2 separate regions of the Homo sapiens genome follow, and region 2 is linked to region 1. A link is an interaction called in ENCODE POLR2A ChIA-PET data of the cell type or tissue named here. Cell type or tissue: K562. All regions are shown on one strand. Links, peaks and the distances in the headings refer to the core of each region. The heading gives the core; the rest is flanking DNA.

Evidence for each region. Peaks named below come from ENCODE experiments on the same cell type or tissue, not always from the same donor. Only the 100,000 strongest peaks of a DNase experiment are listed, where the experiment ranks them.
Region 2: POLR2A ChIA-PET joins it to region 1 with 5 read pairs; 9 of 35 experiments call an interaction of 5 or more read pairs at or near these places.

Annotation. Positions count from the first base shown.
Region 1 is chr6:41,764,363-41,770,065 of GRCh38, forward strand. No RefSeq gene overlaps it. Among named protein-coding and RNA genes, the nearest start is that of FRS3, 13 kb to the right of the region's middle. RefSeq lists an enhancer at 3,061-3,913. In K562, for the core only: no CTCF peak of the experiment used is centred there; DNase peaks (open chromatin) are centred at 3,920 and 4,519.
Region 2 is chr6:41,714,206-41,720,287 of GRCh38, forward strand. The region is part of intron 1 of TFEB (transcription factor EB); the gene reads right to left. Among named protein-coding and RNA genes, the nearest start is that of MIR10398, 16 kb to the right of the region's middle. RefSeq lists enhancers at 1-47, 2,128-2,177, 2,288-2,387, 2,628-2,687. In K562, for the core only: no CTCF peak of the experiment used is centred there; no DNase peak of the experiment used is centred there; H3K27me3 peaks cover 1,735 bases.

The DNA.
Region 1 (5,703 bases), core at 3,204-5,703:
CACTTTTTCTGGGACGTTATTACCCAGAGGGCAACCAGGCCAGGCTGAAGAGGGGCAGGTAGAGGGAGGCAACAAGGAGGGTCCCCCAAGGGATCATGCCTCTCCAGCTATGGGGGTAAAGTGCAGGGAGAAGGAGACAGCTGTAGATACCCTCCTTCATCAGCAGGGCTAATGGTTCCCTGCCCCCACCCATTAACTCAGTCATTATACTAATGATCCCTTAAAAATGAGCCTAATGGCCAGGGTGAGGTGGCTCATGCCTGTGATCCCAGAACTTTGGGAGGCCGAGGCGGGTGGATCACAAGGTCAGGAGTTCCAGACCAGCCTGGCCAATATGGTGAAACCCTGTCTCTATTAAAAATACAAAAATTAGCCAGGCGTGGTGGTGGGAGCCTGTAATCCCATCTACCCAGGAGGCTGAGGCAGGAGAATTGCTTGAGCCTGGGAGACGGAGCCGAGGTCACACCACTGCACTCCAGCCTGGGCGACAGAGCGAGACTCCATCTCAAAAAAAAAAAAAAAAAAAAAAAAAAAAGTGAGCCTAATGACAACCTGCACCTGGAGCACAGGTGATGCTCTCACTTGCCTGTGTCACTCATCCAACTCCTCTCCACAGGCAACTCTGCAAGGAATGACCATCCCTGGAGAAACGGGAGCCCAGAGAGACCCAGAGAGTGACTCACCTGGTGAAGCAAGACAAGTGGCGAGGCCGGGCATGGTGGCTCACACTTTTAATCCCAGCACTTTGGGAGGCCAAGGCAGGTGGATCACCTAAGGTCAGTTCAAGACCAGCCTGGTCAACATGGTGAAACCCTGTCTCTACTAAAAATACAAAAATTAGCTGGGCGTGGTGGTGGGTGCCTATAATCCCAGCTGAAGCAGGAGAATCACTTGAACCCAGGAGGCGGAGGTTGCAGTGAGCCGGTATCATGCCATTGCACTCCAGCCTGGGCGACACAGCGAGATCATCTCAAACAAACAAATACACAAACAAACAAAAAACAAGTGGCGAGAAGACCTTTTAGTCAGGGGGGCTCACAGAACCAAGTTCCCGGAAGCACTTGGCTGAGAGCTCCAGGTACTCCAGCCTCACCATCCACCCCCAGCAGAGACCCTCCTCCCAGACACTTCTCTCAGACACCCCCAGCCACCCCTCTCTACTCTTCACTTGTCTTAGAGACAATTTAGTACCTCTAAATTCCAGAACAGACTCCAATCACCTAGAAGAAATGTCACCTGAATGAACGGACAGTTAACAAGCCAAGGACTCCAATACAGAAGGGGTTGGGGGTGAGGAATACTGCAGTTGTTTAAGTGGAGACCTGGTGATTTCAGGTCAGGGTCAGCTTTAAGGGCCCAAGAGCCAACAGAGCCAGTAAAGTGCTAGCTCAGACATGATACTTATGCTAACTTGGGTACTCAGTTCTGGGTCAAACTAGAACACAAAGCAGTAGACACCTAGCCATGCTGGAAAGAACCATGTTCAAGGCTGGGTGTGGTGGCTCATGCCTGTAATCCCAGCACTTTGGGAGGCCAAGGACAGCAGATCACTTGAGGTCAGGAGTTTGAGACCAGCCTGGCCAACATGGTGAAACCTCATCTCTACTAAAAATAGAAAAATTAGCCAGGTGTGGTGGTGGGCACCTGTAATCCCAGCTACCCAGGAGGCTGAGGCAGGAAAATCGCTTGAACTTGGGAGGCGGAGGTTGCAGTGAGCTGAGATCATGCCACTGCCCTCCAGCCTGGGCTACAGAGTGAGACTCCATCTCAAAAAAAGAAAGAAAGAAAGAGAGAGAGAGAGAAGAAAAGAAAGAAAGAAAGAAAGAAAGAAAGAGAGAGAGAAAGAAGGAAGGAAGGAAGGAAAGAAAGAAAGGAAAGAAGAAAGAAAGAAAGAAAAAAGGAAAGAAAAAAGAAAGAAAGAAAGAGAAAGAAAGAAGGAAAGAAAGAAAGAGACCACGTTCAGGTAAAAATAACATCTGCCACTTACTGAGCACCTACTATGGGCCAGTCGCCATGCTTCATGCTGGGTAGACATTCTCTTGTTTGACCCTCACAACAACTGTTATTATCCCTGTGTGACAGATGAGGAAACTGGGGCATGAGTCAAGTTGTTAGTAAGTGGTGATGCCAACTTTCAAAGTTCAGCACCCTGGCAGAGAGACTAGACTTAGCCATGCTGTGATCCAGGAGCAGAATTAGGACCCAGTGGGAAGAATTATAGGGACTTCATAATACTTGAGTCAAGGGAGGGCTTGTTAGGTAGTGAGCTCCCTGTCCTGGAAATGTAAGTATCTTCAGGACTCCTGTTGCAGAAATCCCTGGATGGGTCCTAGCTTAGCTGCCCTACAAGCTCTGAGATTCTATCTTGGACCCTGTGAACTATACAGAGCCCTGAAGGGCTCACACAGGCCCTCCCCACCCTTGCCTCCGCCCTCCCTATACCTTTCTGAAAGCCCACGGGTGCCTCATTACAAGACCCCCCACCTGTGAGTAGGACACCCCTTGAAGATATTGGTCAGAGAGCGCCCCAGAGCTCAGGAAGCCTAAGCTCTGAGGGCCTCCCATGAGGCTGATTTGCTCTCTGGAGAGGCAGGCAGGGGCGAGTGAAGTCAAGCCTCTTCTTGCACACCTGCTCTGGCCTCTCCCGTCGACACAACCAGGAGCCATTTCTGAGGAAATGAGAGTAGAGGGGCAGAGTTGGTAGGTGGGCATAGGGCAGGCCCCAGGGGAGAGCAGGTTCACCCTATAGTTAACTGGGAAAGGCCTTGGCTTGGATTTCAGGATTCCTGAGTGGGAGCACTGGAATGTGATCCCCTGCTGGGACTCAATCCAGGGAGAAGCACCCAACACAGTCTCCCTGCAGCCCACCTGAGAGAATGAGGCTCCTTCAGGCCAGGCAGGGAGCAGGGGGTGGAGGAGACACACGACAGGCATCCAGCCCTAGCCCAAGCCACCAATTAACTTCATGGCCTGAGGCAAGTTACGTCACCTCTTGGCCTGTTTCCTCCTCTGTACAGTGATGATAACATCCCGCCAGTGAGGCCTGATAAATATTCGACAAGGCCCTGTGGAAAGCTGACTGTGTTTATACCCTTGTAAAGTGCTATTATTACCCGGGGGGACCTTGGGAAGGGCCCCTCCTGGTCTGACCTGAAATGTCACTCCCAGACAGGATGCTGGATCCTGTCCTTTCCTGAGGGCAGCCCAGGGGTGGGTAGGGCCTGTTTCTAAAGAAGAGAACCCAGCACTCGGCAAACATGCACTGATGCTGGTGATGATCTTTGGATGATGATGGTGATGGAAACTGATTCCATCTGTGCACCACAGCCTGACGGCAGGGCGGGCTCAAACACAGGGGCGGCAGTTACCCTCCTGGGCATCGCTCCCACCCACCCCTTCCCGCCAGGAAAGCTGTCCACTCACACCCTGTCCTTCCCTCGAGAGGAAAATTCCTGTAGTAGACCTCATGGGCCAGAGGCAGTGACCAGGGGAGGGGACAGGAAAGGTTGGGGGCCACACTGAGCTGGAAGTCGACTCCTTCGACACCCCCAAGCCCCACAAAATGATCATCGAAGCAATTATGACTTGCTCTAGGGAGACCCCAGGGGTCAGGCCAGGATCTGGCGACCCAGAGAATGAGAATAACTGCCCCTTCTTGATTTGTTCAGCAAAGCGACAGCCTAGGGGGACTTAAGAGTTGTGACTTCTAAGGGAACAGCTGAGTTGTTAACACAGCTTGCAGGAGCCTTGTCTACTTCCAAAGTGGGGCCATGTTCATCGTTTCATTGGCTACTTCTCATACCAGCTCCATGTCTTCCAGGTACAAAAGCCGAGCCCAATTGGGTAACCAAATGCTTAAGGTAGCAGAGATAATGACCCAGTCAGGACAGGTCTCTTAAGCCAGCCTCTGGCTACCCCATCATAGTATCTGTCCATCGATAAGGCGGAGCCTGCACTGACCCATGAGTCACAAACACGGCCAGGACCCCTAAGCCTGGTCCCGGCATAGCCATACCTGCCCCCACATATCCACCCTCCTGTTTGGAGACACCCACCACCCCAACTGTGGAGGTCATGAGTAGTAGCAGGGGTAGTGTATGTGGACATCCAAACAGAATTGAGCTGCTTGGTAAGGCTGCAGAGAGAAGACAGCATTTCCCTACTACAGTGTGGAAAACTGCAATGAATCCAGCCTGCAGCAGGTGACCCCTCTGGTCCAGAGATCAAAAGGATATAAGGGGGAGAAGGGTTTGGTGCCAGCTCTGGGGTTGTGGCAGCTGCCCTCTTGAGCTCTGCTGGGCCCCACTCGAAGGGCCTTTTCACATCCTGTTGTGGCCAGTCGTCACTGCCCATTTCACTGACAGAAAGTGACACCTGAGGTCGGGGGGTCTGAAAGCTTCCAGTCCAACCCCCACTCAGAGGAGGTAGGATCCAGGAAATGAGGCCCAGGCAGCAGTGTCCTGGACAGTAGGAGGGGGAGGGAACTGGGTGGGGTGTCTCGCCTGGGCTTGTTTCCTTGGTGACGAAGAGGACAGGTCTGCTTGCTCCACAGGACAGGGAGCTGGAGCACAAACAGTGACAAGGCTTTTCCCCAAGTTGGACAAACACAACTCTCATTCTTCACCTGGGCCCTGAGTGGCTTATCACAAAAGCAGCATTTCCTTTAGATGAACCGCACTGGGGTTTCAGACAGAAATGGAGTCTTGGAGGAAAGGAAGCCAGCAAGAGGAGGAGGAGGAGGAGAGAGGCAGCCTCATGACAGAGAAAGGAGCTCCTGGAACAGATCAGCACTAGGTTGTGTGTGCAGCACAGCCCCGCTGGACCCTGTGCTTCCAGGCAGGTGCTCCAATGTGGCGGCTCTGTTAGCGCCCAGCCTTGTGGCAGGGTAGAGGCATCCTAACAGTCCATTCCTGAAGGGACGTTCTCTAGGAAAGACACTTAGCAAGCCAGATTATCTAGTTACACATTACACTGTATTTTTTCATTTTGCTATAATCCTAGGATTTTAGTAAAGTCCTGTTTAAAGGTTTGGTCTTGACTCAGCCATGCTGGGGGCAGCTAAGGAGGATCCAGGATCCATCTCTGGGCCAAGGTGGTAAAGGACAGCAGTGCCCTTTGGGGCCTGCCTATTGGCAGGGGCGTCAGTGAGGGCTCCCCAAGAAGGCGAAGGTGTCTCTTCTGTAGCTGTGCCCGCTCCGCTGCACTCCTCACCTGTTACCAGCCTCAGAGGGCTGGGCTCTACCTCATTAGGGCAGTCCTCACAGGCTCCCCTTTTGGCTTCTAGGACTCCAGCCATCCCACCCCTTTCCTTCAACAGAGCATCCATCCCTGGCAACTGTAGGTTCATGACCAGGGCTTCTTGGAGGAGAAAAATAAATGACTGGCCGGGCGCGGTGGCTCACGCCTGTAATCCCAGCACTTTGGGAGGCTGAGGTGGGTGGATCACCTGAGGTCAGGAGTTTGAGACCAGGCTGGCCAACATGGAGAAGCCCCATCTCTACTAAAAATACAAAAATTAGCTGGGCACGGTGGCAGGCACCTGTAACTCTAGCTACTTGGGAGGCTGAGGCGGGAGAACTGCTTGAGCCCGGGAGGTGGAGATTGCAGTGAGCTGAAATCACGCCACTGCACTCCAGCCTGGGCCACAAGAGCGAAACTCTGTCTCAAAAAAAAAAAAAATCATGGACTTGTCACAAAAACCAT
Region 2 (6,082 bases), core at 1,276-3,775, 52 kb before region 1:
TGTGCGTGCGTGTCTGTGTGTGTGCGTGTGTGTATGCATGTGCTTCTACCACCCCTACTCTGAGAAATCACTCCCATGCCCTGAGAAAAGAGACGGTGAGAACCAAAGGGCCTTCGGAACCTGAGCCCATCGTGTTTGTTTTCCAGATGAACAAACTGTAACTCACATTGGGGAAGTGTCTTTGTTCTAGATTATGAATAAGGCTGAATCTGGAACCCAGGCTGGGGTAGCTTATGGCTAGTCAGACAAAGCAGAGGATGGGGAAGAGGGAGCAGGGGCGAGAAGGAAGAAAAGGGAGGCGAGGGAAAATTCATCACCAGATCAGAGGTGCGGCCTTGATGGTATCATTCCATTCATTCATTTCAAATATTTCTTGAGCACTTACTACATGCCAGCACTCTGGCAGGGCCTTTCTGCCCATATCACCCCTCCCTCCTGTGAGACACTGCTTCTGAGACGGACTATTGTCTTCAGGGGACCCCCATCCCGAGGGTGCGGGGAGACTGGGGCAGCGCTGGAAGCTCTACCCTTGAGTGGCGGCCCGGCCCCAGAGAGGCCCTGGAGGCAGCCTCCTCTGCCCTCCACACCCCAAGGGACTCCAGCCCTCAGGGAATCCAGTGACCACAGCACTCCAGACCCTGATATACAGGTTGGCACTCCTCCGGGAGTCCATGCCAAGTCAGAGGGCACAAAATGTCAGACGACAAGGAGCCTGGGAGTCACCTACCAGAAAGTCCCAGGTTGATGTTAGCAGCAGCACTCCCATTTTCAGACAAAGTCGGCCTGGACCCTTGATATGTAAAACATGAGGATGAAGCCGCTCCATGGAGCACCAGGAGTCAGTGTGAGGAGCAGGAGAGCAGCATGGGGAGTGGGAGGACCACCCCACCTGGCCTCCAACCAGGGCCTCCCCCACGCTCCCAGATAGTACCCAAGGCACCTTCTGGGACTGTGACGAAGAATCTGAAAACCACAGTTTTCTCTGGCCTCTCCATGTTGCGGAAGTCTGGAGGAAGCAGGGAGTATGTGCGGACCACACAGCTTAGGGAGAGCTAGGACCACAGCCCTGGCCCTCCCAACTTCCAGGCCAAGCTGTTTCCCAAGACTCTCAAGACAACAGGACCCCATCCTCCACATGGGAAAGGGACACAGCAACACCCCCACTCCCAAAAAAGTCTCATGAGCCGGGCGCAGTGGCTGACACCTGTCATCCTAGCACTTTGGGAGGCTGAGGCGGGTGGATCACCTGAGGTCGGGAGTTCGAGACCAGCTTGACCAACATGGTGAAACCCCATCTCTACTAAAATTACAAAAATTAGCCGGGTGTGGTGGCGGATGCCTGTAATCCCAGCTACTCGGGAGACTGAGGCAGGAGAATCGCTTGAACCCAGGAGGCGGAGCTTGCAGTGAGCCGAGATCACGCTACTGCACTCCAGCCTGGGCGACAGAGCGAGAATCTGTCTCAATTAAGAAAAAAAAAAAAAAAGTCTCACGGATTCAGGTCCTCCCATGCTCCCAGTACAGGGCAAAAAGCTCCACGTACATCACGCCTATGACCCAGGTATTATCATTTCTTTCTTGTATATAAAGAAGTGGGCGTTCAGGAAGATTAAGTGACTCATCCAAGGTCACCCAACCTGTGAGTGGCAAAGCCCAGATTCCAACCCAGCACATAGCTCTTGACCCCCACTGCAGCCTTGCAGACATCACCACTGTCGTGGTGCCTGGCTATAACAACTTCCTCTGAGCCCCACTGCAAGCCTCATCTCACTCAAAGAAAAGCTGAGAGGTCTCCTACCCAACTCACCCCAACAGGATGTCACATACGGAGCTTCTCAGTAATATAGCACTACCACTGCTACTAATACCACCACCTCTCTATTATACAGCACTTTCTATTTAGGCAGTTCATACAGTATTATCTTACTTAATCCTCACAACACTACACTCCCATCTCCATCTCACAGAGGAGGAAACTGAGGCATACAGAGGTTGATGAGTTGCCCAAGTTTACACAGCTAGGAAAGAGCCGAGCTAGGATTCAACCCCAGGCAGTCTCACCCCAGTGGTACACCCCCTCCCTATAATGTCTGCTGGCTCCTCCTTCAGCGGTAGCTGTCACAAGCACCATAGTTTGGGGCTTGCCTCCCTCCTCTGAGGCCTCTCTGCAGGGGTCTGAGGCCAACTGGACCCCTGAGGGGTGGATGTGGGAAACCTATCTGATGAGCACCTTCAGCTCATCCTCTCCAGCTGTGGTAACACCATCCCCACCACCCACCCACTCACAGGAGCTAGAGCTGGAAGGATGAGATCCTGGGAGAGCAATCAACGCACAAGCATGAATAGGACACCTACTGCATGCCAAGCTTCAAGCTGTGGCAGGTGCAGGAAGTAGAAGATTCTGTCCTTGCTCTCCTGCCAGAGGCTCCAGTCCCCAGAAATGTCCAAAGGAGTAGCCCCTGCCACCCCCACCCCCTTTAGTGCTGGCTGCACCAGATGTTGGCAACACTTAGAAACAGGGCTAAAAATAGACTCTATAATGAGTCTGTGCTAAGAATAACTTGGGCAAACAGCCCTCCAGGAGAGGACACTCTCTGACAGGGAGCCACCACCTCCTCCCACCTCACAACCCAGCCTGGCCTACCCCCTGGCCCATCACTCAGAGTCCCCCACAGCTAGCAGAGGACCTGGAGCATTTCGAACCTAACTGCTGTGTTGATGGAGGCATCGGCATGCCCGCGTGCACCCTACATCACAAGCCAGGTGACCGGCCACCCTCCATGAAGGGTGGGGGCATCAAAGGACTGGGCAGAAGCTGGTGGGAACTCCCTGCTCCAGGCAGAGCTGTACTGAGGCACCAAGTCACTTGAGTTGTTTCCCCACTCTAACACCAACTCCCAGCAGGAAACTAGGAAAATAGGGCCCCCCAGCTCGAAAATCGTGCTTCATTTCATGTCTCACCTGTGACATGGGTCCCTCGAGTCAGCTAGACCGGCCCACTTCAGACATGTTCAGGGGAACTGAGAGCAGAGAGAGGCAGCAGTACACTGAAAAGCAGACATCAACTGTGGCCGGGGGAGGGGATCAGAACTTTAGGGCCCCAACCATGCTAGCTCCCACAGCCAGGGCCTCCTTTTCCCATGTCCTCACTGCCCCCAGAAATTATAAGAACTGTCAGACTCATGGATATCTGCATATGGATTGAAAATTAGTAGAGCACGTTCATGTATGATATCAGAGCTGAACTTCTCAAAAACTCCAGAAGACAGACAAGATGATGAGTTTCATTACACAACTGAGGAGAATGAGGCTCAGGAAATGGAATTAACTTGCTAGGGGCCCTGCAGCTGGGATGAAGCCTTATTGCCATCTATTAGTCTGAGAAGGATCTCCCAGCAGCCATAAACTAGGCATAGCTCCATCTCATAGCAATGCCCAGAAGGAAACAGACACCCTCTAATGCTGGGAGCAAGCAGGAGGGGGCCAGAAAAAGGTAAGGAGCTCTCAGGAGGAAACAGCAGCACACACAACACTTCTCTGAGGACAAAGGAAGAAGGAAGAGGAAGAGGTATCCTGGGCAGAGCACTGGCCATGGAGTCAGGAGCAAGGAGTCTGGCCCTAGCTCTGTAACAGGTAACTGCATAACCTGGGAAAATCCCTTCCTAAGTTTCATTCCAGGTCTTAGTTTCTCTATCTGGAAAATGGGGCTTTAAACACCAGGCCTTTGAGATACCCTAGAGTATATATCATGACCACATATTGGAGATGTACAACAAAAATTAGCATATCACAGGCTCTGACAAGCCCTACAGCAAAGAAAACCATTTGGGGTTTTGTGTAGTTGTATATATTTATGGAGTACAAGGTGATGCTATGATTTATGAGCACCATGTGGAATAATTAAATCAAGTTAATTAACATATACATCACCTCAAATACTTGTCATTTTGGGTGGTAAGAACATTTGAATTTTGGGGGTGTTTTTTTTTGTTGTTTTATTTTGTTTGTTTGTTTGTTTTTGGAGACAGGGTCTCGCTCTGTCACCCAGGCTAGAGTGCAGTGGAATGATCACAGCGCACTGCAGCCTCAACCTCCCAGGCTCAATTGATCGTCCCACCTCAGCCTCTCCCATAGCTGGGACTACAGGCATGCATCATCACACCCGGATAATTTTTGTATTTTTTTGTTTGTAGTAACAGGTTTCACCATGTTGCCCAGGCTGGTCTTGAACTCCTAGGCTGAAGTCTCCCGCCTCAGTCTCCCAAAGTGTTGGTATTACAAGCATGAGCCACCACACCCAGCCTAGAACATTTAAAATTAACTCTTAAATGATTTTGAAATATACAATAATTACTATTTACTATATTCACCATGCCGTACAATACATCTCAAGGAAAAAACTTATGCCCCCTGTTTGAGGTTTTGTACCCTTTGACTATCATCTCCCCATTCCCCCAACCCCTATTTTTCTTTTTTTTTTTTTCTTTGACTTACAGTCTCCTGTGCCTGCTTGACCTCTAAACCTTTCCACAGAAAACATCTTGGGAAACCCTGGAATAGATTTGGAGCCACCAACTCAAATGCCTGCAGGGGCCAACAGGAAACATGAAAGCCTGAAGCAGGCCCAAACACAATCCGTTGGGACCTGCGGTTGGCTGCAAACCCTAAAGAATTCCTGACAGCTCTGGAGATTCAAGTAGTCTAGCACAGGGGTCCCCAGTCCCCAGGCCACAGACCCATACTAATCCATGGCCGGTTAGGAACCAGACCACACAGCAGGAGGTGAGTGGTGGGCAGGCAGGCAGGTGAGCGAAGCTTCATCTATATTTGCAGCCACTCCCCATTGCTCACATTACCACCTGAGCTCCACCTCCTGTCAGATCAGCAGTGGCACTGGATTCTTATAGGAGTGCAAACCCTATTGTGCATTGTGCATGTGAGGGATCTAGGTTGCATGCTCCTTAGGAGAATCTAATGCCTGATGACCTGTCACTGTCTCCCATCACCCCCAGATGGGACCGTCTAGTGGCAGGAAAACAAGCTCAGGGCTCCCACCAATTGTACATTATGGTGAGTTGTATAATTATTTCATCATATATTACAATGTAATAATAATAGAAATAAAGTGCACAATAAATGTAATGCTCTTGAATGATCCTGAAACCCTCCCCTGCCATCCATCCATGGAAAAACTGTCTTCCACGAAACCAGTCCCTGGTGCCAAAAAGGTTGGGGACCGCTGGTCTACCACTTCTATTTCACTGAAGGTCTCCTTCAGGACCCATCCAACATCTTCAACAACCCTATTGAGAGGAGCAAGGAAGGGGTCAGTGCCCTGTGTCACACAACTGAGGAGACTGAGACCTAGGAGGCCAGACACCCGGCCCAGGGTCACACGGCAGTTACTGGCATGCAGGTCATGTGGCAGGTCCCATTTATTCGGCCCTTATTGTGTACTATGTACTTCTCAGTCTTTATCTCACATAGCTCTCACAACAACCCTTTGAGGAAGGCACAGAGGAAGAAACCAATGGTCAGAGAGATTCAGTCACTGTTTGAGGACCCACAGCTAGAAAGTGGCACTACCCAGATTTGAACTCTAGTATCCCGAATCCAGAACTCAGGCCCTCAGGCCAGCTCTCCCATTTACTAGCTAGGTAACCTTGGGTGAGAGATTTAACCTCTCTGGGCCTCAGCTTCCTGAGGCCCATTTTATTATCCCTGTAAAATGGGATAATAAAAAGACCTGCATTCGGTTGTTGTATAAAGTTTGCAAATATATAAAAGTGCTTAGCACAGCGCTGGCACACAGGAGTGCCAATATATGTGACCTGTCATTAAACACCACATTCTACTGTGGGAGCTCATGCCTGAGCCTCTGGGCTCTGTGCTCAGTGGGTTGGAAGCCACCCACAGCCTCCTGAAAACTGGCCCCTGCCAATCAGTCCTAGGTTACTGCCTCTCCACCTGCCACCACAGCCCCTTAAGCTGGGACTCCTGGGGTACTCAATGAAGAGTGGAGCTTTAGAGGTTGGGGGTTCCCAGATTTAGGCCAGATCTGGGTCTCATCATCTGAGGCCCC